3 separate regions of the Homo sapiens genome follow, and regions 2 and 3 are each linked to region 1. Evidence: read pairs that join two places in POLR2A ChIA-PET (ENCODE). Cell type or tissue: MCF 10A. All regions are shown on one strand. Links, peaks and the distances in the headings refer to the core of each region. The heading gives the core; the rest is flanking DNA. Region 1 has its middle 79 kb from the start of FBXW7-AS1. Region 2 overlaps FBXW7 (F-box and WD repeat domain containing 7). Region 3 overlaps FBXW7 (F-box and WD repeat domain containing 7).

Region 1 (11,752 bases), core at 2,789-7,788:
ATGACACATCAACAGGAAAAGCAAATATGCTCTGCTTAGCTCTTTAGAAGCAACCTCATCACCATTGCTAATTGTATCCTATCATTCTGTCACTGCAAATCTGAGGAAACTTTGGTGGCTGTTGTCCTTACATGTCCATTTGAAATTTGCTCCAGGGAAACCGAAGATGTTTTGTTTCCTCTTGTGTCTCTTATGCTATCATTGAAATAGCTGCTAGATGTGAAGACATATATATATCCTTTTAGTCCTATGAGACTTTCCACTTTCCAATGAAGAGAAAACCTTTCCCATCAAAAGAGAGAATGGGCCAGGCATGGTGGTGGCCCCTGTAGTCCCAGCTACTCATGAGGCTGAGGCAGGAAAATCGCGGGAGTCCAGGAGGTCTGGGCTGTAGTGCGTTATGCAGATCAAGTGTCCACATTGAGTCAAGCATCAAACATGGTGACTTCCTGGGAGCAGGGCACCAGCATGTTGCCTAAGGAGGGGTGAACCAGTTAAGGTAAGAAACAGAGCAGGTGAAAACTCCTGTGGTGATGAGTGGTGGGATTGCGGCTATGAATAGCTACTACACTTCTGCCTGGGCAATATAGTAAGATTCCTCTCCGAGAGAGAGAGAGAGAGAGTATTTGAGGTGGAAAGTCAAGTAGATAAGAAAATATCCAGGAATGCTGTGTATCACATTTTGGGTTGAAGAATTCCTATATCTGTTGTCCCTTTGAGCATGAGACTATTGTCAATGCCTTTGACTATTGGCAATGGGAAATGTATAGCCTGTGATGTCTCCATTGCAAGAGAATCTATGAGCTGCCCTGGACAGCTCTTGTAAATCAACAATTGGAAAATGGACTAGGTTAGCTCAGGATTTCCATTTTGGAGCTATTAGCGACTACTACAGCCTCCAACCATATGACTTCCACAATGCCAGATTAAACATTTATTGAATGAATATGTAAATCAATGAACTGTGTAATTGGAAAAATGAAGGAAAGCTTCGATGAGACCTGAGGCTACAAAATCCCTCTAAGTACCACTATCCACATTCTGTAAGTTTTGACATGTAATATTATCATTAAAGTTCATAATGATTTCATTACAGTTGCATTATTATTTTATGTTAACATATGAATAACCTAGAGATATGCTTTTAATTTTAAGATAAATGTTTTTTTTTTTTTTTTTTTTTTTTGAGACGGAGTCTCGCTCTGTCGCCCAGGCCGGACTGCGGACTGCAGTGGCGCAATCTCGGCTCATTGCAAGCTCCGCTTCCCGGGTTCACGCCATTCTCCTGCCTCAGCCTCCCGAGTAGCTGGGACTACAGGCGCCCGCCACCGCGCCCGGCTAATTTTTTGTATTAAGATAAATGTTTTTAAAAGTTTATCTTTCTATCATTTATTTTTCAGCTAATTGCATTTAGTTATAGAATATGGTCTGTGTATATACAGATTCTTTGAAATATGTTGAGACTTGTTTCTTGCCCTCTATTATGAGGTCAGTTTTACTCATATTTGCATGTTTCACTTATGTTCTACAATGAATTTCATACATATGGTTTTTGATCCTTCTTTTGGTTTTAGGGCTCTGTATGTGTCCATTAATCAAGCCGTGCTGTTAATTGTGTTGTCAAATCTTCTATATCTGTATTGATTTTTTGTCTGCTTGCTATATCAGTTTCACAGAGAAACTCCCACTATGTTTGTGGATTGGTCAGTTATTCCTTGTAATTCTACCAAATTTGATTTGTATATTTGATGCTATGTTACTAGTTTGGGCAAGATTCAAGTGATCTCTTCCTAGTGAATTTAATATTTTTATCATTATTTAGTGACTTACTAATATTTAAAAAGCTTAAAGTTGATTTTATCTATATTAATATAAATATATATTATTTGGGGGGTTAATATTTCCATAATATGCTTTTTAAATAGGTGACTTTCAATCTTTCCACTTCTTATATTTTAGATGTCTCTTATAAATAGCATATAGCTGGATGTTAGAATTTGACAATCTGTAACTGTTAACTTTAGTCCATTTACATTTATTGTGATTGTTCATGTATTTTAACTTATTTATACCATCTTGTGCTATTTACTTGACTTTTTAATACTTTTTTCTTTGTTTCTTGTCTTTTTGAGATTGAAATTTTTTTATATAATTATAGGGAAAAGTAATTTTCCCCATTACTTTTTGGAAAAGATAAACTCGATTTTCTTTTTTTTATTGGTTACCCTTTAAAGTTTAATTGTACTTAACAAAGCCTAAAGTTACTTAGTATCTCTACTCTTTTCATAAACTTTTAGCACATTTAAGTCTGACTACCCCTCCCATCTTATATGTTATTTTTGACTGCTTTAAAAAAAATCTCTAAAATTATGCATTGTTATTGTAACTTCCTACAAGTATTCATTTAGATTTAGCTGCATATTTGCCTATTCTTAGCTTACATTTCTTCTTATTTTTTACTCCTCAGCTTTATTAAGGTATAATTGACAAATACAAATTGTATATATTTAAGGTATGCAATGTGATGTTTTGATATATGTATAAATTGTGAAATGATTACCACAATCAAGCTAATTAACATTTTCCTCACCTCACATAGTTGCCTTTGTGTATGTGTGTGTGGGGAATACTTAAGATGAGTCTTAGCAAATTTCAAGTATATAATACATCCTTTTTAACTATGGTCACCATACAGTACATTAGGGCTCCAGGACTTTTTCGAGCTTTCTTGCAACTGCAGGTTTATCCTTTTGGTCACATCTCCCCATTTCCCCCACCCTGCGGCCCCTGGTAACCATCCTTCTACTCTTTGTTTCTGTGATGTTGACTTTTTTAGATACCAAATATATGTGAGATTATACGACATTTATCTTTCTGTGTCTGGCTTAGCATTATGTCCTCCAGGTTCATCCGTGTTGTCACAAATAGCAAGATTCTTTTCTTTTTTAAGGCTGAATAACATTCCTCCTCTGTGTGTGTGTATCAATCACATCTTCTTTATCCATTTAGCTGGTGACAGACACATAGGTTTTTTTCCCATATTTTGGCTATTTTGAGTAATATTGCCATAGACATGGGAGTGTAGCTATCCCAAGCAAAGCTGCTGAACTATATGGTAGTTATATATTTAATTTTTTGAGGAAGCTACATACTGTTTTCTGTAATGGCTGTACCAATATACATTATTACCAATGGCGTGGAAGGGTTTCTCCATATTGTCACAACAGCTGTTATCTTTTGATGTTTTAAAAGACATCCTAACAGGTGTGAGCTGATATCTTATGGTGGTATTTATTTGCATTTCCCTGATGATTAGTGATGTTAAGCTTCTTTTTATATATACCTGTTGGCCATTTGTATGTCTTCTTTAGAAAAGTGTCAATTCAGATCCTTTGTTCACTGTTATCCCAGTTATTTGTGTGTGTGTGTGTGTGTGTCTGTGTGTTTGGGGTTTTTTTCTTTTCACTATTGAGTTGTATAGCTTCCTTATATATTTTGTATATTAACTTCTTTAATACATGGTTTACAAATATTTTCTTCTATTCCATAGATTGTGTTTTCAATTTGTCAATTGTTTTCTTTGTCGTGCAAAAACTTTTTAGTTTGATGTAGTTAACTTCATTTATTTTTGCTTTTGTTGCCTATGCTTTTTTTGGTCATATCCAAAAATATCATTGCCAAGACAAATGCCATAAACATTTTTCCCTATATTTCATCCTGGGAGTTTTACAGTTTCAGATCTTACGTTTAAGTCTTAGTCAATTTGGACTTTATTTGTATGTATGATGTAAGATAAGGATCAAACTATGGGTTTTTTTTTGTTTTTGTTTTTGTTTTTTTTGCTATGTAGAAAGTTGGTTTTCCCAATACCACTTATTGAAGAGACCATCCTTTACCCATTGTGCATTATTGGTGCCTTTGTTGAAGATTAGTTGACTGTATATGGATGGGTTTATTTCTGGGCTTTCTGTTCTATTCCATTGGTCTATGTATCTGTTTTTATGCCAGTACCATACTGTTTTGATTACTATAACTTTGTAACATAATTTGGAATCAGGAAGTGTGATGCTTCCAGCTTTGTTCTTCTTGCTCAAGATTTTAACTATGTAGGGTTTTCTGTGATTCCGTACAAATTTTAGGATTGTTTTTTCTATTTCTGTGAAAAATGTCACTGGAATTTTAATAGGAACTGAATTGAATCTATAGATCAATTTGGGTAATATGGGCAATTTAATTTAACAATATTAATTTTTTCAATCCATGAACATGGATATTATTCCATTTACCATGTCTTCAATTTCTTTCATCAGTGTTTTATCATTTTCAGTGTACATGTCTTTAGCCTTCTTGGTTAAATTTATTTCTAAGTATTTTATTCTTTTTGATGCTTTGGCTTATTTTTCATCTTGCATCTTAGTTTTTCCCTCTGAGATAATTTTCCTTCTTCCAAAAGAATATTTTTAAAAATTCTCTTTATCATAGTTTGTTGGTGATAAACTCTTTGAGTTTTTGTATATCTGATGGAATTTGATATATCTTGGAGTGGAGTTGGCAGGATTTTCTGATGACTGGAACAGAGGAGGATAATGAGGGAAAGAGGGCAGCCAAGAGGGTGTATAACAGAGAACTAACCCACAACAGGCATATAAGAGACATGGATAACTCAATTATGAGTAATGAGAGGTAACGTGGCTAAGTATTACTCACCTACAGTCAGTGCCTGCCAACAGATGTGCAGGCTCAAGGATCAAATCCTGAGTCCTGAAGACCTTTATAAAAAATTCCAGGCATGTTCATTCATGCAGTAACTCATACTTTGAACTTACTAAATGTACTATTCATTCATTTGTTTTTTTATTTAATTTTTTTTATTTAAACATTTTAAAGCATTGATTATGTGCTAGGTATGTTAGGTGATGAGGATATGAGATTGAGCAAATCCTTATGTGGACTCTGCCCTTGGGGATCATACAGCCTGTGGGAGGGATAAATAGTAATCAAGTACTCAAACACACAAATGTAAATTTGTGACTATGATAAGTGTGAAGAAAGACGTCTGGTGCTCTGAGAACCTAGAAGGAAAGGTTTGACTGTTGGGGAGGTCCAGGTCCAGGTAGGCTTCTCTGAGGAAGAAAATTTTGAGCTGAGAGCTGAGGGATGAAGAAGAGTAAGACTAGGCAAAAAGTGGGGGAAAGAGCTTTCCAGGATGAGGATATGGCAGGTGCAAAGGCCCTGTGGCAGGGGGAGGGGCATGGGGAAGAGAGAAAAGGGCATCACTGTGGCTAGAGTAGACAGAGGAAGGAGAGGGGTGCAGGTGGAGTCTGGAATGATAAGATTGGGGCTGACTCAGCTCCTAATGGTCCATGGCAGGGGGATTTCCTTATCCGGGGAACAATGGGAATAACTGACAGGTTTTAGATGAAGGGTGGATCCAGGTCAGCTTTGCTGTGTTTTGGAGAGAAACAATACAAGCTTCCTAGCTTTTTCTCCTGCACTTGGCTGACTCAGAGGACTGTAGAGTGACTGACTTTTTCCAAACAGCAACTCTCCGCCTTTGTGGGAGTGAAGTCCGGGCATGTCCACTCAAGGAGCCCTGCTGGAGGTGCTCACAAAACCTTCAACACAGATGAAAACGAATGGTGGGAGGCCTTCTGGGACAGGCACTGGAACTGTGGGTTTCCTCCTCTGTGCTTTAAGCCAAACTCTCAGAAATGTGTTCTAAGTGCCTCCAGGAAGCAAAGGTATAATTAATTAAGAACAGCCGAAAAGGCCTCATAAACCTTTTGATCTCATGCTGCTGGAGCCTCATCCTCCCAGGCAGGAATGAGAAGCTGCAGCAGGAGAGGGTGGGGCCAGGGCTGCTCAGCGCCTCTGCCTTCTGTGACCTTCTCTCCTGATGGGGCGTCCCCTCCACTCTATCCCCTCTGCCTCAGAGTCCTTGGAACCCTCAAGGGGGCCCAGGAGCCCCAGATGGGGCAAAGGAAGAGCAGTCAGTGAAATGCAGGAACAGGAAGGAAGGGCAGGCGGGGGGCGGGCGGGGGGCACCCTGTTGGGGGAGGGTCTGAGGAGATTTCCCGGGCTGGTTCTGGGCTTCACTCTGCATCTAACCAGCTGTGTGACCTCGGGCAGATGGCCTACCCTCTCTGCTGGCCTGTGTGTCCTCATCTGAAAATCAGAGATTTCCCAAGGGTGCCTACAGACCTGGGGATGTGGTTAGAGGTTGGGTGGCTGTGGGTAAAGATGGATTCAACTTCCTGGGGAGGATCAATCTTACTAGAAGATTTTTAGGAAACACTTATTTTTATATTAAAACAAATACTGACATTTTGACTCAGAATGCAAATTTTGCACTTAAAGAATATAATAAGCAATTTCAAAAAAATGGGTTAATGTTCTTTCCCCGACTGCTCAGGACACTTAAGTGGGAAGGTGGAACGCCACGGACGAGATGCACTCAAAGATGCCCTCCAGCTCCTTAGCATTGTGATTCTTTGGTTCTATAATGAAGATCAAGGAGAAGTAGGATTATGGAATTTGTGGACAATAAAAGGATTTAGGCAGCCCTTTTAGGTTTTAGGAAAGGATATTAATGTGGGTGGTGAGAAAATGGGGTTGGTGGGCATTCAGCTGTGCCCAGCATTCTCCCATGCTCTGCCTGTGAAACCTCCTGTTCCTCTCCCAGGAAAGCCCTTGTCTTTCCTGCCTACCTAGCTTGGCTTCTCCTTTGTGTCCCCTCCTAGGCAATGCTTTGTCACTTCCTTCTTCCTTCCTGCCCCAGCCCGCTAGAATGTTGACTTAGGCACTGCCTGCCCTCCATCTTTCCATAGAATCCCGTGCATAGCTCAAATTTTGCACTCACTGATCTGTATTGTATTACTGTTTTCTTGCCTCATCGTGTTAATCTGCTTAATCCTTCATATTGTTCAGAGAATGTGAGCAATGTATTAGCATGGTGAACAAGCCCTTCATGACATTCCCTTGCCCACCTCCCCCACTTGGTGTCTCTGAACGCTGATGCTTGGTGTGGATTTTTGGCATGCCTGCTGACTCGCAGTTCCTCAAAAGTGGCATGCTGTCTCTAGTCTCTGTTCCTGTTTCCCAGAATGCTGTTTTCTGGAATACTGTTTTATCTTTGCTCACATGAAGAATTTCGCTTTATCTTTCAAGGCTCAGCTCAGTTGCCACCCCTGGGAGAAGTGTTTCCTGGCCTCTCATGCTTTCCTCATGTAGACTTCATGCTCCTCAGGAACACCTCGACATCAGCACCTGCCTCCCTTCTAAGGTCATATGTCTGCATGTCTTCCGAGGAGCTCATGGAAAACCATGAGTATGGGCCCTGTACATAGCACAGTGTAAGCCCACACCTGTGAATAGCAGCTGCATGAATAAATGCATAGATGAGAGAAAAGAAGAGGGGGCATTAAAATCACACTACACTTCCACAAATGCCCCCTCCCCCTCCACACTAGCACAAGCACAGAGGTGTCATTCTGGGTTCTCAAGGAGGTAAATAAAGCCCCACGTAGGCATGCACTAATTCATTTCATCATTCAGTCATCTTTTACTCACTGAATGGAACACCTACTACCCATTTATTAACTTATTCAAAACTACTTGCGCTGTTGTAGCTGCTGAGAATTCAGCCTGAGAAAAACAGGCAAAGCCCCTGTCTTTAAGAACCTTATATTCTAGTGGGAAGAAACAGACAATAAAGGAAATATTTACTGCGTCAAATTTTGATCTATGTTTTGTGAAGGAAGAAAGAGCAAGGCCAGTGGTCAGATCGTGTAGGGCATTTTAGGTCATTGTAATGTGTTACTCTGCATGAGCAGAGGGGTGACTGACTTGATCTCATTTATAGTTTAAAAGGCTCACTGTGTCTGCTGTGTTGAGCGCAGCTTCTGAGCGGGAAGCGGTGGAAGCAGGAGACCCGCAGGGAGGCGGCTTCCTCCGGAGGACAGGGGATGGCATCTCACATCGGGGTGCTGGCAGTGAAGCCAGTGGAAAGTGGTAAGATTCTCAATATATTTGGAGGAACAGCCAACAGTCTTTGCTAATGGAGAGGATATAGGGTATATGAGAGAAAAAAAGACAAAGACGACTCCAAGGATTTTGTCCTGGATAACAGGGAGGATGCAGTGTCCATTCACTGACAGGGGCAGGACTCTGGGAGGGGCAGATCAGTGGGGAAGACCAGGAGTTGAGCTTGGACTATTCAGTTTGAGGTGCTCATTAGCCATGTACGTGATAGTATGGAATAGGCAGTTGGAGATATAAGTATGGAGGTTAGTGGAAGAGGTCCAAGCTGGGGATGAGAGTCTGGTGTCACTTACATGCTGGTGTGTGAGAAGGCCTTGAGACTGCTGGAAGCCACCTAGGGAGTGGTGACACAGAAGAGAAGCCACGTCCTGAGCCTTATGGCACTCCAATGGCAGGATGATGGGGAAGTAAGGAGGAACCAGCAAAGAAGACTGAGAAGCAGCAGCCAGTGATGTCGCAGAAGAAGAGAGGTCATAAGCAGGGACTGGAAAGAAGAGAAATGCCAGGATGAAGTAGGAGGGGCCCTGACAGGTATCAATAAATAAAAAGCAAAAGTAAAAGGTAAAATCACGGGGACTTGAAGTTTATGACAACTTTCTAGGAAGCTTTTCTATTTGTTTTAGGCCTATTTAGTACAATTAGCAGAGACAGCTGAGATTTTTAAAAATTTATTTTTACTCATAGAGGAAAAGAGGAAGAGAGGAATATAAAATTTATTTTTACTACTATTTATTTTACTATTTGACCATTTTTACTGCTATTTTCACTCACTCAAATATGGTTCCCCAAATAAAGTCTTTGCAGCAAAAAGAAAACTCACTTCAAAAGTATCATTCCAGGAATGTCAAATTGCCCAGAAAACCATCAGTTTGTGTATGCTGGCCAGAGGAGATCAAAGACGATCTAACAGAAGCTCCAGGGATGGTAAACAACTACCTTCAAGATTTTTTAAATGACTAAACACTGTCCAGATTTGTTATAGAAAGTGTTTGAGGTTGTGCTAGGGCCTAGCTCTCCAGAGTTCACCTCTTCTCTCTGAAGCTTCCCCCTGCTCTGGGTGGGTGAGACTTCCTGCTGGGAGTTGCCTGGGTTCTGGCCACAGACCAAAGCCTTTCTCTAAGACTGAGTCAAGTGGCACTTCCTGTCAATACTCAATCTGTCTGCAAGCTGCACGGAATGTCAACGCTCAATTCGAGCTCATCTAGACCAACACTGTCCAATACATATCATGTTGTGTATCCTGTCCAAATATACAGCTAGTGGCAAATGCAAGCCACATATGTAATTTAAAATTTCCAGTAGCCACATTTTAAAAAGTAAAAGATGATACAGGGTACAGGAGGGAGAAATTAGAATTATTTTTATTATTATTGCTTCTCGGCCTTTTGGCTAAGATCAATTGTAGAATTATTTTTATTAGAAGGTACTCACACCACCTGTGAAGTGATATAGTGCTATTTGAAAATGGATTTGGATTAGTTGTAAATGTATATTGCAAATTCTAGGCAACCATTAAAAAAAGTAAAAAATAAAAAGGTAAAAAGGAAAAAGTAAAAAGAACCACTAAAAAAGGAGAGAAAATGGAATCATATAAAATGTTCAACTTAAATGAAAAAAAGGCAGAAAAGATTGGAAGGCAAAAATAGGAAAAAAAAAACTAAGGGCAACAAATAGAAAACAGTAACAAATATGGAACATATTAACCCAACTATATCAATAATCACTTTGAATGTCAACCATCTAAATAAACCAATTAAAGGACAGAGATGGTCAGAGTCAATCAAAAAACAAGACCCAACAATATATTGTCTACAAAAAACCCACTTTAAATATAAAGACAAATCAGTTAAAAATAAATGGATGGAGAAAAATATATCATGTTACCACTAATCAAAAGAGCATAAATAGCTATGCTCATTTCAGACAGAGCACACTTCAAAGTAAGAAAAGTTATCAGGGATAAAGAAGGGCAATGATAAAGAGGCCAATTCTCCAGGAAGATACAATAATCTTTAATGTATATGTAACAGAGTGTCAAGCTACCTGAAGCAAAAACAGAGAGTGACAAGGAGGTATTGCTGACTCCACTACCATAATTGGAGACTTCAATATCCCTCTATCGGAAATGGACAGATCGATATAGTTTAACTCAGCAACACCATCAATCAATTGAATATAATTGGCATGTATCTATCTCATCAAACAGTAGCAGAATGCACATTCTTCTCAAGTTCACATGGAACATTCACCACGATAAACCACATTCTGGGCTGTAAAACACACCTTAACAAATCAATAGAGAATAGAAATCACGTAATATCTGCTCACAGACCACAATGAAATTAAACTAGAAATTAGAAAGATAGCTGAAAAATCCCAAAATATATGAAGATTAATCAACACACTTCTAAAGAATATGAGTTAAATCTCAAGAGAAATTGTAAAATATTTTGAACTAAATGAAAATAAAAACACAACTTATCAAAATTTGTGGGATACAGCAAAAGCAATGCTTAGAGGGAAATGTGTAACATTGAATGCATATATTAGAAAATAAGAAAGATCTAAAATCAATCATCTACGTTTCCACTTTCAGAAACCAGAAAAAGGAGAGAAAATTAAACTTGAAGTAAGCAGAAAAAAAAACAAACAAACAAGAATTAGACCAGAAATCAATGAAATTTAAATCAACAGAGAAAAATCAACAAAACCAGTTGCTGATTTTTGAAAAGATGAATAAAATCAGTAAACCTCTAGCCAGGCTAACTGAGAAAAAAAGAGAAAGGACACAAATTGCTAGTATCAGAAATGAAAGAGGGGACACTTAAAGGATAATAAAGAAATATATGAACAACTCTATGCACATGATTTGATAATCTAGATGAAATGTACCAATTCCTTGAAAGGAACAAACTGCCAAAACTCACATAAGAAGAAATTGCCAATCTGAATAGGCCTATATCTATTAAAAAGATTGAATTAATAATTAATAATAGAATAGAAAGCACCAGGCCCAGATGGGTTAACTGGTGAATTCTACCAAACATTTAAGAACTTAATGCTAAACGACGAGTTAATGGGTGCAGCACACCAACATGGCACATGTATACATATGTAACAAACCTGCACGTTGTGCACATGTACCCTAAAACTTAAAGTATAATAATAATAAAATTAAAAAAGAAAGAAAAAAAGAAAAAAAAAAAGAAAGACATTATACCAATTCTTCACAATATCTTTCAGAAAATAGAAGTAGAGGGAATACTTTCTAATTGATTCTATGAGGCCAGAATCACCCTAACACTGAGAAAGACATGACACAGAAAGAAAATTACAGATCAATATCTCTCACGAACATAGATGCAAAAATCCCCACAAAATATTAGCATATCAAATCCAATAATGTATAAAAAGAACTATACATCACAACCAAGTGGGATTCGTCCCAGGAATGCAAGGCTGGCCCAACACTGGAAAATCAATCACTATAATCCATCACATCAACAGGTTGAAAAATAGAAAGCACATAATCATCTTAGCAGCAGAAAAAGCATATGACAAAATCCAACACCGATTCATGATGAAAATTCTCAGTAAACGGGGAATAGAGAGTGACTTCCTCTACTTGATAAATAGTAGATTTAAAAGATAGTCTTTTTCACAAATGATGTTGGAACAACAGGACATTCACATTTAAAAAACTGAATCCAAG
Region 2 (5,878 bases), core at 879-5,878, 69 kb before region 1:
TCCCTTCATGGTAGTTATAGTCAAGTAGGAAGCATTGATGGTTAGTCCAGTTAATAAAGGTTTGAGGTAAAGATCCAGGGTGCTTGGTTTGTCATCCTGCTTTTGACCTCTGTAGGGCTTGGATTAATCAGTGAAATCTTCATTCTTAAGTATTTGCATACATAAAGTGGAATTAATCTGTGCCTTCCCTTCTTCCATATAATCATTTTTTAAATGATCTTTTAAAAATTGTGATAACATGTATGTAATTTATCAGTTTAACCATTTTTATATGTACAGTTCAGTGGCATTAAGTACATTCACATTGTTTTGCAACTACCATCTGTGTTCAGATTCACTACCATCTGTGTTCAGAACTTCATCATCTTCACATGAAACTCCATGCCCCCTGTTCTAACTCCCCATTATTCCTCTCCACAGCCTCTGGCAACCACCCTTTTACTTTCTGTCTCTATGAGTTTGACTACTCTAGGTACCTCATATAAGTGAAATCATACAATATTTTTCCTTTTGTAATCAGCTTATTTCACTTAGCATAATGTCTTCAAGGTTCATCCATGTCATAGCATGTGTCAGAATTTCCTTTATTCCATTGTGTATATGTATCTAATGCTACATTTTGTTTATCCATCTTTCGATGGACCCTTGGATTGCTTGCACGTTTTAGTTACTGTGAATAATCCTGCTATGAGCATGGGTGTACAGATGACTGTTTGAGACTCTGCTTTTAATTGTTTTGGTTATGTATCCAGAAGTGGAATTGCTAGATCATATGTTAATTCTGTGTTTGTTTTGGGGAACCACCAGACTATTTTCCACAGCAGCTGCACCATTTGCACAAGCATTCCAATTTCCTCACATCTTCACCAACATATTTTAGAATCATTTTGAGAAATGAAATAGTGAATACAAAAATATGCCATATAGAATGTAAACTTTACATTATTGCTACATACTGTGATAACAGTATTGGAAATTTGACAATGTCTTGCATTTCAGTGGTTTTGAGCAGAGAGATGGAATACTCTTTATAAAGATGGAATACTTTATAAAATGTATAACTGTTATTATTGGTGAAGGCAATTTACTCTTGAACTGTAACACTTTAGGGATTGATGAACCATTGCACATCAAGAGAAGAAAAGTAATAAAACCAGGTTTCATACACAGTCCATGGAAAAGTGCATACATCAGACAGCACAGAATTGATACTAACTGGAGGCGAGGAGAACTCAAATCTCCTAAGGTAACTGAACTCTGCACAATGTAACAGAAACCGTTAATCAGTGTTAGTACCTAGTGTACTATTTCACTTGGCAAACTGTATAATATGACACTCCTCTTCTGTAGAAAGAAAACCGTATATTTTAAAATAACTGAAAGTATTAACTGACAATATTCTTTTATTGCTAATTTCTCTAATCTGACAACTAATTGTGCTTGAATAAAAGATAAGTTAAATTGAGTATCTTTTTATCTTACGTAAATGAAAATCTCTCAATATCCTATTGAATTTTACTGTGTCATACACATTCTACCTAAGAATTTGCTGCCTCCTCTGATCACATACTCCAAACATGATTTTTTGAGGAGTGTCTGTGTTTTGGATTTGGTGACTTTTGTGTGTCTTATTTTTACAAATTGAAGCATAATTCTGGTTTTCTGTCTAATAACATTTCAAATACATAAAGAATGGTAAAAACACTTGAAATTATTGGGCGTATTTTTACAACTGGAAAAAACCAATTTGGGGAGACATTGTTATACTAATATGTATATATTATGATTTTTTTTGTTTTAAGAATGCTAATAATTGTTACTCTTTGTGGTTAATAGATGCTTATTTTGTTCTTGTGTGTCAAAGTTGTAAAAATTAGAGGCATATTCTTCTGGTTTGAACAGATGGAATAGATTATTGTCAAATACATTGGTGTTTGAACCATCTTTATGAGGTCTTGATGCAGTAAAACTTTAATAGTTGATGTTTTGAGTATAAATAATAGACTATGGAAACAATAAAATGTTTAATTCTGGATTCGTCAGCCAGGAAAAATAATGCTTTATATAAATTTAAATTCTAGAGATAGACTACAAATTACTGTTCCTGTTTATGCCTTCATTTTTCTCTTCACCAGTATTTTAAAGAACATAATTTAATTAACATATTTCTAATCTGCACATCTTTCTTATAGGTGCTGAAAGGACATGATGATCATGTGATCACATGCTTACAGTTTTGTGGTAACCGAATAGTTAGTGGTTCTGATGACAACACTTTAAAAGTTTGGTCAGCAGTCACAGGCAAAGTAAGTTTACTCTTCCTACACTTCACAAAGTCATAATTTTGTGTATATCATTGCAAGTAGCAACTGGAAAAAAGAAAACAATAATTCATTTTTGATTCTTAGTTATTTGGATAGCAAATATCAGAGCTCATAACTTAGCTTTTTTCCCCATATTTATGAAAGCCAATGGCATGAGGATAGTGATGCTTCTCATGATAGAGGTTTCATTAATTTTTTTTCATTTACATAGTTTGTCTATCTTTGTGACAGATACTTTAACATTTTCAAGGGTGCTTTATGTTTTTCTTGGCTCAATTTTTCCCCACTTTTATTTACTATCTAAGTTATACCTCATTACTTTGTAATGTTTTTCAAAAGTATGGTTGAGGGATATTTATTTTTCCTTATAAACTGCTTTGTTGATAACCTACCTGTAGTTTAGAACTTAATAAATCATGTTAATTTATACTTATCTCAAACCCTTGTGAGATGAGAGTGGACAAGGCATTTAAATGTTAAGTTTGAAGAAAAAGCCCAAGCAATCAGCTTGACTGTGTACCATATCATACCTTAATGATTCTCTAGTGAATATTTATTTTTATCTGTCCAGTAGAGAATATTTTCATGAATTAAGTAATTGCCACCTAAAAAATAACAGAAGAGAGTATGAAAACAAAAAAAAATCCATGTCTTTTAAAATGTCTTTTACCATGTTGCTTCTTGGCAAGTATCTTATAAATATTCCAAGTCAGATGTTAAAATTTTTTAAAGCAGCTTTATATTTCCATAGTGTAATATTAGTTTGGGATTTATTACAGGGCTTTAATGTCTGTCTTTACTTGTCTAGAAGTAGCTTCACTGGCTCCTAACTACTGCCCTGGGGCAGATTCAGATGAAATGTGGTATGTAGCCACACCCAATACTGTTGGCATACTTTCATTGAATCTATTCCCATGGAAGAAACCCAGTTGCAATTTCAGTATTATTTCATCAAAGAGGCCAGGCCAGAGCTATCATAACTGCTTTCATGTCGTGTTTCCTTTTTATTATATCATGTTTTATATCATATGTTTGCTTTCTACATACTACATACACAATTGCTTGTGCTTATATAAATTTATAATGCTTTTGAATAAACAAAACAATAAATAGTGATGGGATCATTTTATACGGATGTAATATTTTCTGAAGAGCCAAACAAATTAAATAAGTAACTTTACTCCAAATTTTAATGAGCTATTAAATTTTATTTAAATCACTTTTCCTTTCTACCCAAAAGTAATCATCTTAAGTGTTTTTCCAGTGTCTGAGAACATTAGTGGGACATACAGGTGGAGTATGGTCATCACAAATGAGAGACAACATCATCATTAGTGGATCTACAGATCGGACACTCAAAGTGTGGAATGCAGAGACTGGAGAATGTATACACACCTTATATGGGCATACTTCCACTGTGCGTTGTATGCATCTTCATGAAAAAAGGTAAGGGAAAATCTTGTCATGGTTGGGACTTCTTCCTCTATTATTGGTGAATTTGGGCCCTTTCTGTGTAGAGTTACTGAAATAGTGACAGTGTGCTCTTAAATTAGATTTAATTATTACACTTCAGATGTTTCTATTCTAGGAAAGCCATAGCGTTTTGTCTTAAAATTGGTGATTGTCTGTAAATTTCCTTTCTCATTTGCTAGTGTTGTCAGCTTCCTGTTTGAAACTCTCTACTCTCTAATCTCTAATCCTTTTTGTTGTTCTGTATCTTTGATGACTCATCATATTCAAGCAGAAATCATGTTTTCTCTCTCTTTTTTTGATATTCTTATTTCCGCAAGTGGGACAAATTCAGGCTTCAAGCGTCTGAGCCTTTTTAAATTACCTACCCACCTTACACCCACCCTATCTCTAAGTCTAGGCAAAAGCTGAGGCCTGTGGGTAATTTGTTCTCTCATTCTGAACTATTGTCACAGCTTTCTAACTTGGTTATCTTATGTTTTATACAGCTGACATATAGTCCTTTTATAATTATGATAGTGTCACTGCCCAGTTCTTAAGTCTTTTTGAGCCTACTGTTGACTAACGAATTAAGGAAGAAATCCTCGATCCAGTTTTCAAAATGGTTTCTGCCAAACTGGACTTTTTGACTTTCTCTTCTCAGTGCCTTTGCTGTTGCTTTTATCTCCTCCTGTAAAGCCCTCCTATTAAAATCCTATCTTTCTATTATCGTCATCATACCCCTGTTAAACAAGTGTGATTTCTACCTCATTTGTCAAAAAAGGTCTCTCTGAAAGGTCCTTACAGTGAATCCATGGCAGTCTTTACCTTTAATTCTGTCTATCGCATCTTCTTTATTAAGAACAATTACATTAAGCAGATTTCACACCAGATTTGTAATATGTGAAAAGGAGTACCTTTTCAATTGTCATTTACCTCTACTTTGAACAGTGTGCTATACTGTTAAAATTTGGGGGATGAGTATCAAGAGACCTTGTATTCCAGTTTCCATTATGTTCTCTCAACATTAGGTTCTCAATTAAAGGGTTCTCTCAACCCTTTAATTATCTACTTTTTTAAAATATGGAAACTGTGGTATTTCTTTATCTCTTCAGAATGACATAAGGATACCTGAGTTTTCAGCTTTGTTTTGTAATCCAAAAGTGATTACAGTATTTGTATATTGCTCTGGTTTTCAGAAGAGTATAGCGCTGATGTTGAACCAAATGTTTAAGGGATAGCCATTGTTTTTAAAGATGTACATATCTTTTAAAATCTTTATCTCTTAATATTTTTATAGCCTATTGCATATTTATAAATCTAATCATTAAAAGCATAAGCAGCCTGTGTTTGAGGACATGTCTAAAACTGGTTAATTTTTACTGGAATGTATAGTGTAAACACAAATCTGCAGCTGTTTAAATTCCAAATTCTGACTTGTTTTGTTGTATAAACTTTATTGAATTTTTTACCTAATCACAAGGGAATATATGCATTCATAATTGAAATTTTGGAAAATGGCAAAGAACATAAAGAAAATTTAAATTCTTTAAACCACTACCACCTAGAGTTCTCCCATTAACATTTTATACATATGCCCACATTAACATTTTATTTCTAAAATCAAAATCTTATTGTATATATTTAGAGGCAGCTTCTGCTGCTTTTTAAAAAATACAGTACAGTGGTTTTCAAACTCAGTCCCACAGAACCTTAAGGTGCTGAACCTAAGGTCCCCAGGTCAGGGAACCAAGCATGCAGCATTCTAGGCTTCCCAACTTCCCATTCCCTTATTATGTTTATATACCAAGGTTTTACATAGGATTTCTTTTGAAAATGGTTGTTGCTGTGTAAAAAAAAAAAAAAAAAAGCTAAAAAACCTTGACTAAATCTACCATGTTTTCTCATATTATTAAAAATTCTAAACGTGGGTTTTTTTGTTTTGTTTTGTTTTTCTGTTTCTCCCTCTGCAGAGTTGTTAGCGGTTCTCGAGATGCCACTCTTAGGGTTTGGGATATTGAGACAGGCCAGTGTTTACATGTTTTGATGGGTCATGTTGCAGCAGTCCGCTGTGTTCAATATGATGGCAGGAGGGTTGTTAGTGG
Region 3 (11,752 bases), core at 2,961-7,960, 89 kb before region 1:
TGAAATATCTAGATTTGTGTAGTAGTCATTCCAGGAAAAATGTTGCCTTCTGGCAAACTTTGGCATCTTTATTATGTAAAATGCCTTTTTAATGATAAGCAATATAGATTGTCAAAATAATTTTGGAGATAGAAGTCTAGTGCCTCCTGTTTACTCCAGATTAAATTAGCAAATAAAAGTAAGCCTCTCCAGCCAGCACAGTGTTTGCTCTTTTGGGGATAAAATAGCCTTTTGGCCAAACTTTACACACTTAGGTAGTACTAGTTTGTTAATCTTACAAAGATATTCTTATGATTAGTAAGAATTGATGAAGTGTATGGCAATTTCCCTGAAAATTACTATGTTTTAAAGGATTGAAATGGAAAAGCATAGGCAATGTTTTTATTAAATCAATACCAAAATACGCAGTTTGAAATATAACTTAGATTACATAATTTCTGCAAATGCTGTCGGCTCCAAACCAGTTTACTTTATTGTCAGTCAACCCCAGAGTATATTAATTTCTCTTTTCGGGATTGCCTGTTTTGTACCATCCAAGCTACTTGAAAAATCTGATTAGTCTGTGCCAGGACTACGGTAGGATGACAGTGAAAATAGCATGCTTTGCCTCAGTTCAGGGGGACCGTATGAAAATATATCCTATTTTCAAAATGTTTCTGAAAAGACTTATTTGTGGAAATGTTCCTTGCTATTTAAAACTCTTCAAAAATGCAGGTTTTACAAAATACAAAAATAACCTCTTGAAAGTTTGAAAGGGGAGAGGGGGCTGTCGTGTGGGGGCGGTCTCTGCTGCCCACATCCTCCCTCTGTTCAGTGCGTTGTGTTCTTACGGGTTCCCTGGAGCGGATCACCATATAATTGATGTGCAGTCTGCATTGCTGAATCCTGGACTGCACCATTCTGTGTTCAAGGGAAGATGTAATCTGATCCCTCTGCTGCTGAGGGAGGAATCTGTTCAGTCAAGGCTTTGACAGGGCATAGTCTCCTCCAATAATCTTCTCCGTTCTCTCTCATTATTCCCTCGAGTTCTTCTCAGTCAAGCTGCATGTATGTATGTGTGTCCCGAGAAGCGGTTTGATACTGAGCTGCATTTGCCTTTACTGTGGAGTTTTGTTGCCGGTTCTGCTCCCTAATCTTCCTTTTCTGACGTGCCTGAGCATGTCCACATTAGAATCTGTGACATACCTACCTGAAAAAGGTTTATATTGTCAGAGACTGCCAAGCAGCCGGACACACGGGGGCACAGAATCACTGAAGGGGAAAAATACAGAAAATATGGGTTTCTACGGCACATTAAAAATGATTTTTTACAAAGTAAGTAAGCTGTTTTCTTCCTATGCTATGTGATTGTGTGTGTATGCCTGCCTGAGAAGGAAAATCTGTATCATCAGAGATGGCTGCAGTATCCTCTAATTTTGGTGGGTGGCTGGATGTCTGGTATTCTGTTTTATATCATGAATGTAAGCAAATAACGGAAAGACTGTGAGCTGGAAAAAGCTTTAAATTTAAGATAAAATGTATATTTTAATCTGAGAATTTTTCACTAAAAATACATTGAGACTTTAGAAATGTGGCTCTGTTAAATGCTGACCTGGAAATACTCTATCCTTAGTTGGCTTTTAGTGAACCTTTTGCCTTCAATTTTTCTATACCTTGTATACAGTTTTTCTTTTTTCATTAGTTGACTCTTTAAAAGTATAGAATCATGAGACTATTTGGGATTTATATTTAAAGAGATCATGTTTACTTTCTGTACCCCTCAAAAATTGCAGAATTAATTTTTGGTTCTGAAGTCAGTATTTTCAGTAAACAGTACAGTATTTAAAAGACTTCTATAGTCATACAGAAGGTGCTTTCCTTTATAAAATATTTTTAAAATAAAATCCTTTCTCAGTGGTTTCCTTGATACACATTTTGGGGCATGTTTATTCATTGAAGGATTTCTAAGATGGAAATAAAGTTTGCTTTTAGTGGCAAATGGTATTTGCACCAATGTTTTTTACAAGGTATCCTGGGAAGTTCTGAAAGCCAGTATTACAAACTTAATTAGAATAAATATCAAAGTTTCTCCTAATTATGAAGATAAGAATTTGTGGAAGTTATCAAAAAACTAGATTTTAACATAGTCTGTACTGACTGACCTTCCTGATGGATTCATTTGCATGTATGTTTATATATATATGTGTGTATCTATAAATTATATACACGGAAACACGTGGCTACCTATATACTTCAGCTTTTATATTTATATTTGCTTTTTAATAAAATTATTTGGAGAAAGAAAATAATGGTTTCTGAGAGGAATCACTTTAAAACAATGTAATGAGTATATAAACTTCTAAAGGGAAGAAACCAGCCAGATCAATTCCATTTCTTTCCAGTAGGTATGGCATGAACTAAGGTATAAATTGTAGGTGAGCTTGTTGTACCCTCACCTCTAGCCCCTAATGTCGTAAGATCATCCTAGTATTTTAGAAAACTCTTCGTGATGACAAAAACATGGTCTTTATTATTCAGTGTGGCTCTAAAACATTTTAAGTCTCTTTAGTATTTATATTGTATCATGCTATGTTATGATGTTCCCATGTAAGGCAAGAGGTAGGAAAATAAGGCTGCTGCAAAGCAAGGATTTTTACCTACTTATAAACATGAGGATAGCTCTCTATCACTTTGGAGTGTTTTTCCTCCTATAACTTGCAGTAATACAGTGATTAATTAGTGGACACAAATCTTAAAAAGGGGTTGTTGAAATGGAAAAAGTCAAATCTTACCAGATTTTATTTTCTAGTTTTAAAATATACATATAGTCAAATGAGAATATTTCAATATTGATGTTGACAAGAAACAATTCTGAATATATTTATAGTATAACATGGCATAATGAAACACCTTAAAATGTAGATTTTGGATACACCTTATAGAAGAGGCATAACTGATTCTTTTAAAACCTTTCTGTTGTTGCTTTTCAAATTAGAATATTTTGTCCTGAGTATCTGTCAATAGAGCTATATTCTGTATATATATCAATTGACAACTTTCCCCTCAGCGTTATTATACTATCTCCAGATTTCTCTTATTATTGATTTACTTTTTAAAACTGTCCTTATTGCCCATATTAATTGCTTTATGCCTTATCACTATTCAAGATTATTTATACTGCTCTTTACCCTCTTATAATGGTATGAGTGTTTAAAATTGAGTTTGTTACTTTCATAATTATTTCTGATTTTACAATTTTGAATTTTATCTTTATTAAAAACATGTTTTTAAAGAAAAATGATTCACGAGGAAGGCACGTTAAATATGATTATTTTCTGTGTGGATTAACTTGAGATTTTTCCCTATGTTGGTTATTAAATTGGAAAACATGAAAGATATATTATCTCAAGGAATATATATATATAATGAATATCAGTTTTCAAATCATCACACACTGTTCTTCTGGATAAAATATTAGGGGGGAAAATTCACCTTTCCATTCCATTCAGAGTAAAACAAAGTAGAACAAATAGAAGAAACTATGAAACATTTATTTTATATATTTAATTAACATTGTAGGCATATGAAAATTTAAGAATTTAAAATATTAACCATGCTGACTCAAGATTTGATAGTTAGACGATTTTTAAAAAACATATCTTGTTTGTTTTACCTTATAGATGAAAAGAAAGTTGGACCATGGTTCTGAGGTCCGCTCTTTTTCTTTGGGAAAGAAACCATGCAAAGTCTCAGAATATACAAGGTAATATTAAATATAATGATTATCTCATGATTCTCAGTTTTTTAGAGTTGATTCTGAAAGTGTTTTAGTTTATTCTTGTAGAATAATAATGTTACTAGTACGGTTGACTGTTTAACACATTTTGAGATTACCGGAAATTGAGAACTATATCATTTTAAATAAGAGGAATGCCACCTTAGTTTATGTTTTGTTACTAATACATTTTGAAGTAGGACACAAGCAGAAATTATCTTGTGAACAAAAATTTAAAATTACAATTTTTAAGGAATTCTAAAAAGTAAACCATAAAATATGAATATGAGCCCCTGTGTCTTGTTACTATAGGAACAGCTGTTCTAGGGTAGACATTTATGTATGGAAATTTGAAGATACATTTATTAGCAGTGAAGTAAAACAATTACTAACTCAATCTTATTTCATGAAATTAATGTGTTAGAAATTTTCTTTTATGGGCTTGGTAGGTCTTAAGTTTTTAACACATACATTTCTTTTCTATACCAGTAGAATAGTTTCCATAACAATGAAACATAATTGTAATCTTTTTCTACTTCAGTCCCCATTATTTTTGGATTTTACATCAGTATAAAACTTTTCCCACTCTCACAGTTATTAGGCTAACTTAAGCACAATGTCTATTGCCCAGCCAATTAAAAGTGGCTTTGAATGTCACTTGGAATGTCGTATTTTAAAATTTAAATGACAGAAGTATCTTAGAGCTTTTTTTTTTGGTCTTTAAAACAGAATTTTTTGTATAATTGCCAGTTTTTAAAATAAGTGATTGAAAGTTAACAGTAGAAACCATAAGAACTTCATGGTTATGACATTTCTTCCTTTCTCTCAAAATATTTCAATTTAGTTATTTTTATTCTATAAGATGCACTAAAATTAACATTGCTCAGATATAATTTTTTTATTGAACATTGTTGCAGATTGTGCCTCTTACAGAGAAATAGCTTGTTTTTATTTCAGTTGTAAAAAATATTTCTTTCAAATGCTGCTTTATGAAATTTGAAAATCATCATAATTGGAATAGTCTTACATTCAAAAAGTGAAGAGATAACACAGAAAAGAAAAATAAAGCTATCTCTTATTCAGGAGCTGCTTTTCGGTGTGATTTTTCTTATGTTAACTGTCCCCCTTCCTGTTACTCTTTGCCTTTTGACAGTTTTACTGTGTTTTGGCACTTCCACCAGAGGGTGTGGAGGGATAGAGAGACAAGTGAAACTATTCACTTCATTTTGCTTTTCCCTTCTAGTCATGATAAAGTATTTCTTGGATGAGAAATTTGCATTTAATGTTAAACTAACTGTTAATGCTATTTTTTAAATGTATCAGTCTTCTATTAATATGGCTGATACCAGGACAAAGGTATTACATTGTTCACTTGTTTTTAAGGCAGCTTAGAATAAATGAGTGCTGAATTTTTATTACAGAACACATTTTAGTAAAATTTGTCTTTAGTTGCTCACTTTTTATATTGACAAAGCAACTGAAAAGGCAGAAGTTTTATTTTTAGCCTGTTAATATATAATTTTATTAAAGCAAAATTAGACCAAACAGCATATTTATTTCCATGTTTTTCTGGAGACTCTCGGTTAGGAAGGTATATATTTGGTATTTTGTGATATTTTTGACAGATTTGCTAATAAGATAAAACTATGATTTTTCCATCAAAAATTTGTTATAAACATATCCTATTTTATTTTGGAGGAAAAGAAAATAGAACTTACCTTTGAATTTGAAAGAAGAAAAGATAGATTTAATTGCTGAATGTTAAAGATTGTCTTCGATTTATACTATTAGAGGATTTAAAGGGAGTAGATAAGAAGACTTTTCTGTAAAATCTGGTGACTGAGATACATTTTTTAACAAAATAATGCTGGATAGAAAAAAACAGCTGGAGGAGTTGTTTCATTAGTAATTTATCAGAGTTTGATTGTTAACTATTACGATGCAATTTGTAAGTGTTCTTTGAATTTAAAATAATTAATCAACATAGCTCAATGAATTGAGTGAGAATTTCTTTTCAAATATAATTTTGTTAAACCAGACCTTCCTGCTGCTTTTTTTCCAAGGTCTTTAAAATGGATACCCAATATTTACCTTGAGTTTAGTTTAATTACATGCAGAAATTAGAAAGGAAAGTTTAATACGTTAGTAATATAGTTATATATTCTTTCTGCTATTAATTGGTCATTTTTAGGGTAGTTAGTTTTAGAGAGATCATCTAGTCGTCCTCATTTTACTAGTGGCAGAATTGAATTTCAAGTTTGTTTGAGACAGTTAAATCTCAAAATTTAAATTATTGTATAAAAATGTTTAGATGATCTTATTTAGTTTTGCATATAAGTTCTTAATACTTACCTGTTTTGAATAAATGTATTTCTAATCAAGACTGAGTCCTGTCAACTATTCAGACCAAACTTTATAAATAGCAGTAAAAAATTAGAAATATTATAGACAATTTTGAAGGCATCTGAGGCAAACTTAAGGAATAATGTGATTCTTGAAATTCAAAACATTTGAACATAGTATTTCTATGTCTGAGTTTTTTAAAGCTTTAATAAAGTATCACAACCCTTTTTATAAAGAAAATTTAAACTTTACTTATGTCACCAAAGACCAGTCATAGGAGAAGTGGGACTTGTATGTTCTAAGGAAATATTTTAACTTTATTTGTATATATTAACAACTTGCAGTTTTGTCATGGAGATTCTGTTATTTGGTTGCAATTAGCATTTCTGGGATAATAACAGGCGTTATATAGGAGGGAGGAAACTTACTGTAAGAATAGCAAATAGGTTTTGTGTACCTGTGATCTCTGGGAAGAAAGGTAATTAATTGATGTTTGAAATATGCCAGATCATCATTCTTTGTACTAGAATCTATTATTAATAAGTATCTATCTTTGCTTTCACTTTTGTTTTTTTCCTTTTATCCTTTCTCTCTCTCTTTTTTTTTTTTTTGTAGTACCACTGGGCTTGTACCATGTTCAGCAACACCAACAACTTTTGGGGACCTCAGAGCAGCCAATGGCCAAGGGCAACAACGACGCCGAATTACATCTGTCCAGCCACCTACAGGCCTCCAGGAATGGCTAAAAATGTTTCAGGTGACATATCTAAACATAGTACTTGAAATGCCTCACTTAATTGCTGCAAAATAAGGGATTATTCATCCGTAAAAAAAGAAGGAAACACTGTTACATAGTATACTGTGGATGAATTTTGAAATCATTCTGCCAAGTGAAAGAAGCCAGACACAAAAGGCCACATGTTGATTCTCTTTATATGAAATGTCCAGAATAGGCAAATCCATAGAGACAGAAAGTAGATTAATGGTTGCCTGACAATGAGGGGAGGAGAAGGACTAACTGCCAGTAGGTACAGATTGTCCTTTTGGGGTGATGGAAGTGTTCTGGAATTGGATAGTAGCGATGGTTGCACAGCAAGGTGAATATACTGGGAAGCACTGAAGTATATACTTGAAAATGGTGAATGTTATGTGCTGTTTATTTCAATTTAAAAATGCTATTAAAAACAAGGGAACTCAATTTTTGAATGTCATAATTGAGAAAGTCCAATACTTATTTGTGTAACTGTGCACTGACATTTTTTTTATTGCTTTTTAAATAATAAGACCTTCCTTCATCTTCTCCTTTGTTTGAATTTCTGGGTTGTCTAGTTTTCTAAACTGCATTGCTTGTAAGTTAGGCATTTAAGAGTAATTTAAGAACCATTCTAGCTAGAGTTAATACAGCTTCTTTTCTTCAGTGCCATGCTTGTATATGGCTTACCATGCTTGAATCCTGATTACTATATTTTAATAGTATTTATATTCTTTGGATGTGTACAGGGAAGATTGGTTACAACCAAACCCTGAATATTATGAACTTTATAACCTAAGATAGTGATATTACATTGATTTATCTCTTCTTCCAGTAAGATAATGCATATACATCAAGTGTTTAGCAAAATACATGGCAAGGATTAAGTACTTACTCAATTATTTGTTGCAAATAATAAATAATATAAATTATGTAAAGTAAAAAATATCTGATATTAGCCTCCATAGTAATGTAAAAAGAATATACTACCCTACCTCTGGCTGCTTGAATGGTTAGGTATTTAATCAATGCATAAGGCAATAATCGTTGGTAAAGATGATACTTTACTTGACTTTTAGTGTTTCAGATTTTTAAGGTGTTCACTTTGTAAACCCTAATATTTTAAATACCTAGATGAATATGAGATAAATGTGTCTATTTTTTTCTTCTGTAGGTAGAAAACTAACTTGGAGCAGTATTGCTTTTAAATGGTTTTTTAAAATTGTTTTCTACCCTTCAGGTGATTTCTGCAAAACTAGGATAACCTTTTTTTGGTTGGTAACTGAAAGATTTAAGCCTTGCTCTCAACAGGGATTAGTTTTTCCCCGCGTTGAGACAAAAGTGTCTCAAGACATTTTTCATTTTTATAACTGAGGGGATGGGGCGCAGGACACTGCTGGCATCTAGTAAGTAGAGGCAATACAAAGGACGATCTCCATGCCAAAGAATTATCCAGCCCAAAATGTCAATGGTACTAAAGAATCTGGGTTAGAGGAATGAAAGTTAGATTTTATTGTTATTAAAATGTTATAAGCCACTGTAATTACAAAGAATTTTTTTTAAGTTTTCATTTTCATAGTCATTTGTTGATTAAACTTACCTTTTCCCCAGGGATTATTCCTACCCTTCCTCCTGAGTTATTTTGCCTCTGGTTCATGATGGTTTGTAAAATGTTAATTAATTTTTATTTTTTCCTATGCACACCCTCAGAATTCTAAATTTTTAATTTTGTCCCATCCTTTTAAAAGGAAATTTATCCGTCAATAAGAGGCGAAAATAAAACTCGGACACTTGTATAGCCTTAAAAAAATAATTTAAAGATTTTTATCATCTCTGATTAAGCCAAAGAGGTAGGAATATGGTTGTATGTTGCCATGCTAACACATGCATGTAGTGTGAACAGCATATATCATTCTGATTTCATATCACATGATTTCACTGATTTCATATCATTTTTATAAGAAAATACCAACATGATTGAAAATTACACTATTAGCAATAGTTTTATCATCATTGTAGATAACCTCCAAAATGCTTATTTTATATGAAAAGGCTTATTTCTTTTCAGAAGGTAGTTCAGAGTAAGATTTACTTTTTCTGTGGTAGGGCTCATTTTTTCCAACGTTTTGGAATACCTGAATATTCTTTGCTTGCTATCTAGGATATTTCTCAATTTTAAAGGGACTCTGTAGTATTGATCTATAGGAAGAGGCATTTCAGCTTTATTTTAGTCAGGATATTTTAGAGAGTTCATTGTACACCGTTTGCTTGTTTAGCTAGCTTATGCTTTTTAAATAAAATGTCCAAATGTTACCGCATGCTGTATTTCATCAAATCTGAGACACCATAGTTTTTTTAGATGCATTCCAATTTCGGAAATGTTAATGTGAAAAAAAAAAAAACTGTATTCAATAAGCTAAAGAATGTTAGAATAGCTTTTGGTCCTGTAAAAGGAGTAGGTGCAGTGAAGAAAACATGTTCTTAGTTAACAGGAATAGCATGTGGAATTACCCCTGCAGGTATAGTATTATATACATTTTTTTCAGATAAATATTCTGTAGCAAAGAAATCTGTAGCAACAAAAGGTCAACTGGACAGGTAGATCAGGACCTTCATCTTTTGAGTACCATGTCTGTCTCTGACACACCCAAGGCCTCATTGTTGTACACTGCCCTTTATTTTCAGGGCTGGTCCCAGAGTAACTAGAAATGATTCACTTGCCTAAAGGCTTACTGTGCTTTAATGTCTAACTTGTAGAGATATAATTTCATAATAAAGTGGGGAGTCATGAGTTGACCTATGTGAGAGAGTTGAGGGATAATTAAACTGGCATGTTTTCTACAAATATACTGTGGGGGCATTTCATGATGACTTTTCTGTTGCATAATAAGCAGTATGGGAGAGCTTGTCCCCTTACTGTTCTGCTATTGCTCCTAAGGCAGTGATACAGCATTGCTTTGGTCCAGTTCCATCTATTCTGACAAAGTACTCTGTATTCTGTTTATAAATTGAGTATGAACAAATGATATTCCATTTTGCATAAAAGAGGACTGAAACAGAATGCCACTAGAAAATAGAAGTGCAAATTAAAGACAAAAACCAAAAAAAAAAATAGAAAGTTTATACCATTTGAATTTTCAGTAGCCATTGATCCACTTTGTATGGCAGTCAGATTGATGCTTCAGTTAATTTAGGGAAGCGAGTTGGTCATTTTTTTGGCTTGTTTATATCATTCAGGTGCTAATAAATGGTTTTTCACTTAAACTTTTCAGACTGGGTAAAGACATTAATTACATGAACATTATCTTATATTGAAATTTGTATTCAGAAGCATCTTGAGAATAGCACAAATGACATAGAAGGACAAGTTCTTAGTTCAAATTTTGACATTGTCTCTTAAAAACAATAATTTCATTAATATATAACCATTCTTGCCTTTATTTTCACGCTCTATAAAACACATAACATTAAAAAGTTGTCAAAGGGGAAAAAACATGTACATCTGCTTAAAGTTATACTTGGAAATATATTGGAGACTCAATAAATGTTAGTTTCTTCCCTTGGTCAAGAAATAATCTTAGTGGACCTCAGAAATTTTCTCAGATCTAAAAAGGGACCGTTAACACTAGCTTCACAGTATTGCTATGAGGATCAAAGATAAAGTGATATGGAAGAACTTTAACCTTACACAGATGCCATTAGCTTTACATTATTTTAATTAAAGCATATTGGAATTAAGCTATTTATGTACTTTGAAAAGATGTTATACTAAAAATATTTTTAAATGATAAGTATAAAATACATGTGTTTTGATATTAAAAATGGAGAAAAAACTTCTCCATTGGAAGATTTAATTAGGTTTCATGGGAACACTTAGAAATTGTACATGTTCTCAAATCTACTTTATTTACATCTTATTTGCTAATCAACAAAAGATTAAAACCTACAGGATAGTGCCAAAATTGAATTTATTATTACTTTGAAATTGTATTTGGGACACAGTGATTTAAAAACCTTGTTTTGTGTGAAAGACTTGAAGAAAGTCATGTATTTAGCTAGAGAAGACCAGGAGAAAATGTGATGTCTGTTTTTAACATTTTAACGACTTTTGTATAAAAGTAGGAAAAGATTCATTCTTGGTTTCTTCAGAAAGTAAAACCTGAATTATGTTCTTTGAGTCAGATTTTGGCATTAAGTTAAACTTAGCAATTAGAACTGGTCCACAGTAGAATGGGAGATAATAAGTTACTCGAATCCTGGAACTGTTCAAACAGACTGGATAACCATGTGCTAGAGGTGCTAGAGAAGTGAGTTCTTTACCACATGAAATTCAGGTGCAGTACTACCCAAGGTCATAAAACAGTCTATCTAATTGAGACACTAAAGATCATCCAGACCAGTGGTTCCCAAATGCTGCTTTGTGAGTCATCTACATCAACACTGGATGAGTTGCTTGTTTAAAAAATAAAATGTCTTCAGCCACTGAATCAGACTATCTGCTGGCGGGTTTTAGAACTCAGTAATTCTTGCTGTCCTTGATCGGCATTTGGGAACCACTGGCCTGGACCAAGCCTCTCACTGTGTAGGTGGGTTCTCTGAGACTCAGACTCATTAAGAGACTTCCATGTTGTTCTACAGTGAGTTTCCTGGTGAAGCCCAGGCTCTTGATTGCAGTTTAGTGCTCCTTCTACTCTTCTCTACTACCTCTGTGCCCTAATTTACCTGAAATAAAACACCACTTCCATGGGGAATTTTCAAATTTGCATTTGCAATTTTGTCCTTAAATTAAAATTTGCTTCTGAACCTGGAATGTTTTTCCTCTCCCTTTCAATGTGTTCCAACATGGCTACCATGAAAGGCCAAAGGAAGTACTTTTTTTTTTTCTCTTTTCTGAGACAACCACT

The links. Peaks named below come from ENCODE experiments on the same cell type or tissue, not always from the same donor. Only the 100,000 strongest peaks of a DNase experiment are listed, where the experiment ranks them.
Region 2: POLR2A ChIA-PET joins it to region 1 with 16 read pairs; 5 of 35 experiments call an interaction of 5 or more read pairs at or near these places.
Region 3: POLR2A ChIA-PET joins it to region 1 with 10 read pairs; 2 of 35 experiments call an interaction of 5 or more read pairs at or near these places.

The regions. Positions count from the first base shown.
Region 1 is chr4:152,253,000-152,264,751 of GRCh38, reverse strand. It overlaps the pseudogene RN7SL446P. Among named protein-coding and RNA genes, the nearest start is that of FBXW7-AS1, 79 kb to the left of the region's middle. In MCF 10A, for the core only: no CTCF peak of the experiment used is centred there; DNase peaks (open chromatin) are centred at 4,721 and 5,521.
Region 2 is chr4:152,326,100-152,331,977 of GRCh38, reverse strand. It overlaps FBXW7 (F-box and WD repeat domain containing 7), which reads left to right. Exons shown (of 14, transcript NM_001349798.2): 9 at 1,110-1,246; 10 at 2,193-2,306; 11 at 3,589-3,770; 12 at 5,747-5,878. Among named protein-coding and RNA genes, the nearest start is that of FBXW7-AS1, 8.6 kb to the left of the region's middle. In MCF 10A, for the core only: no CTCF peak of the experiment used is centred there; a DNase peak (open chromatin) is centred at 3,177.
Region 3 is chr4:152,342,032-152,353,783 of GRCh38, reverse strand. FBXW7 (F-box and WD repeat domain containing 7) reads left to right here. Exons shown (of 14, transcript NM_001349798.2): 5 at 3,660-3,742; 6 at 6,713-6,854. Among named protein-coding and RNA genes, the nearest start is that of FBXW7-AS1, 10 kb to the right of the region's middle. In MCF 10A, for the core only: a CTCF peak has its summit at 4,920 (motif pointing right); a DNase peak (open chromatin) is centred at 4,933.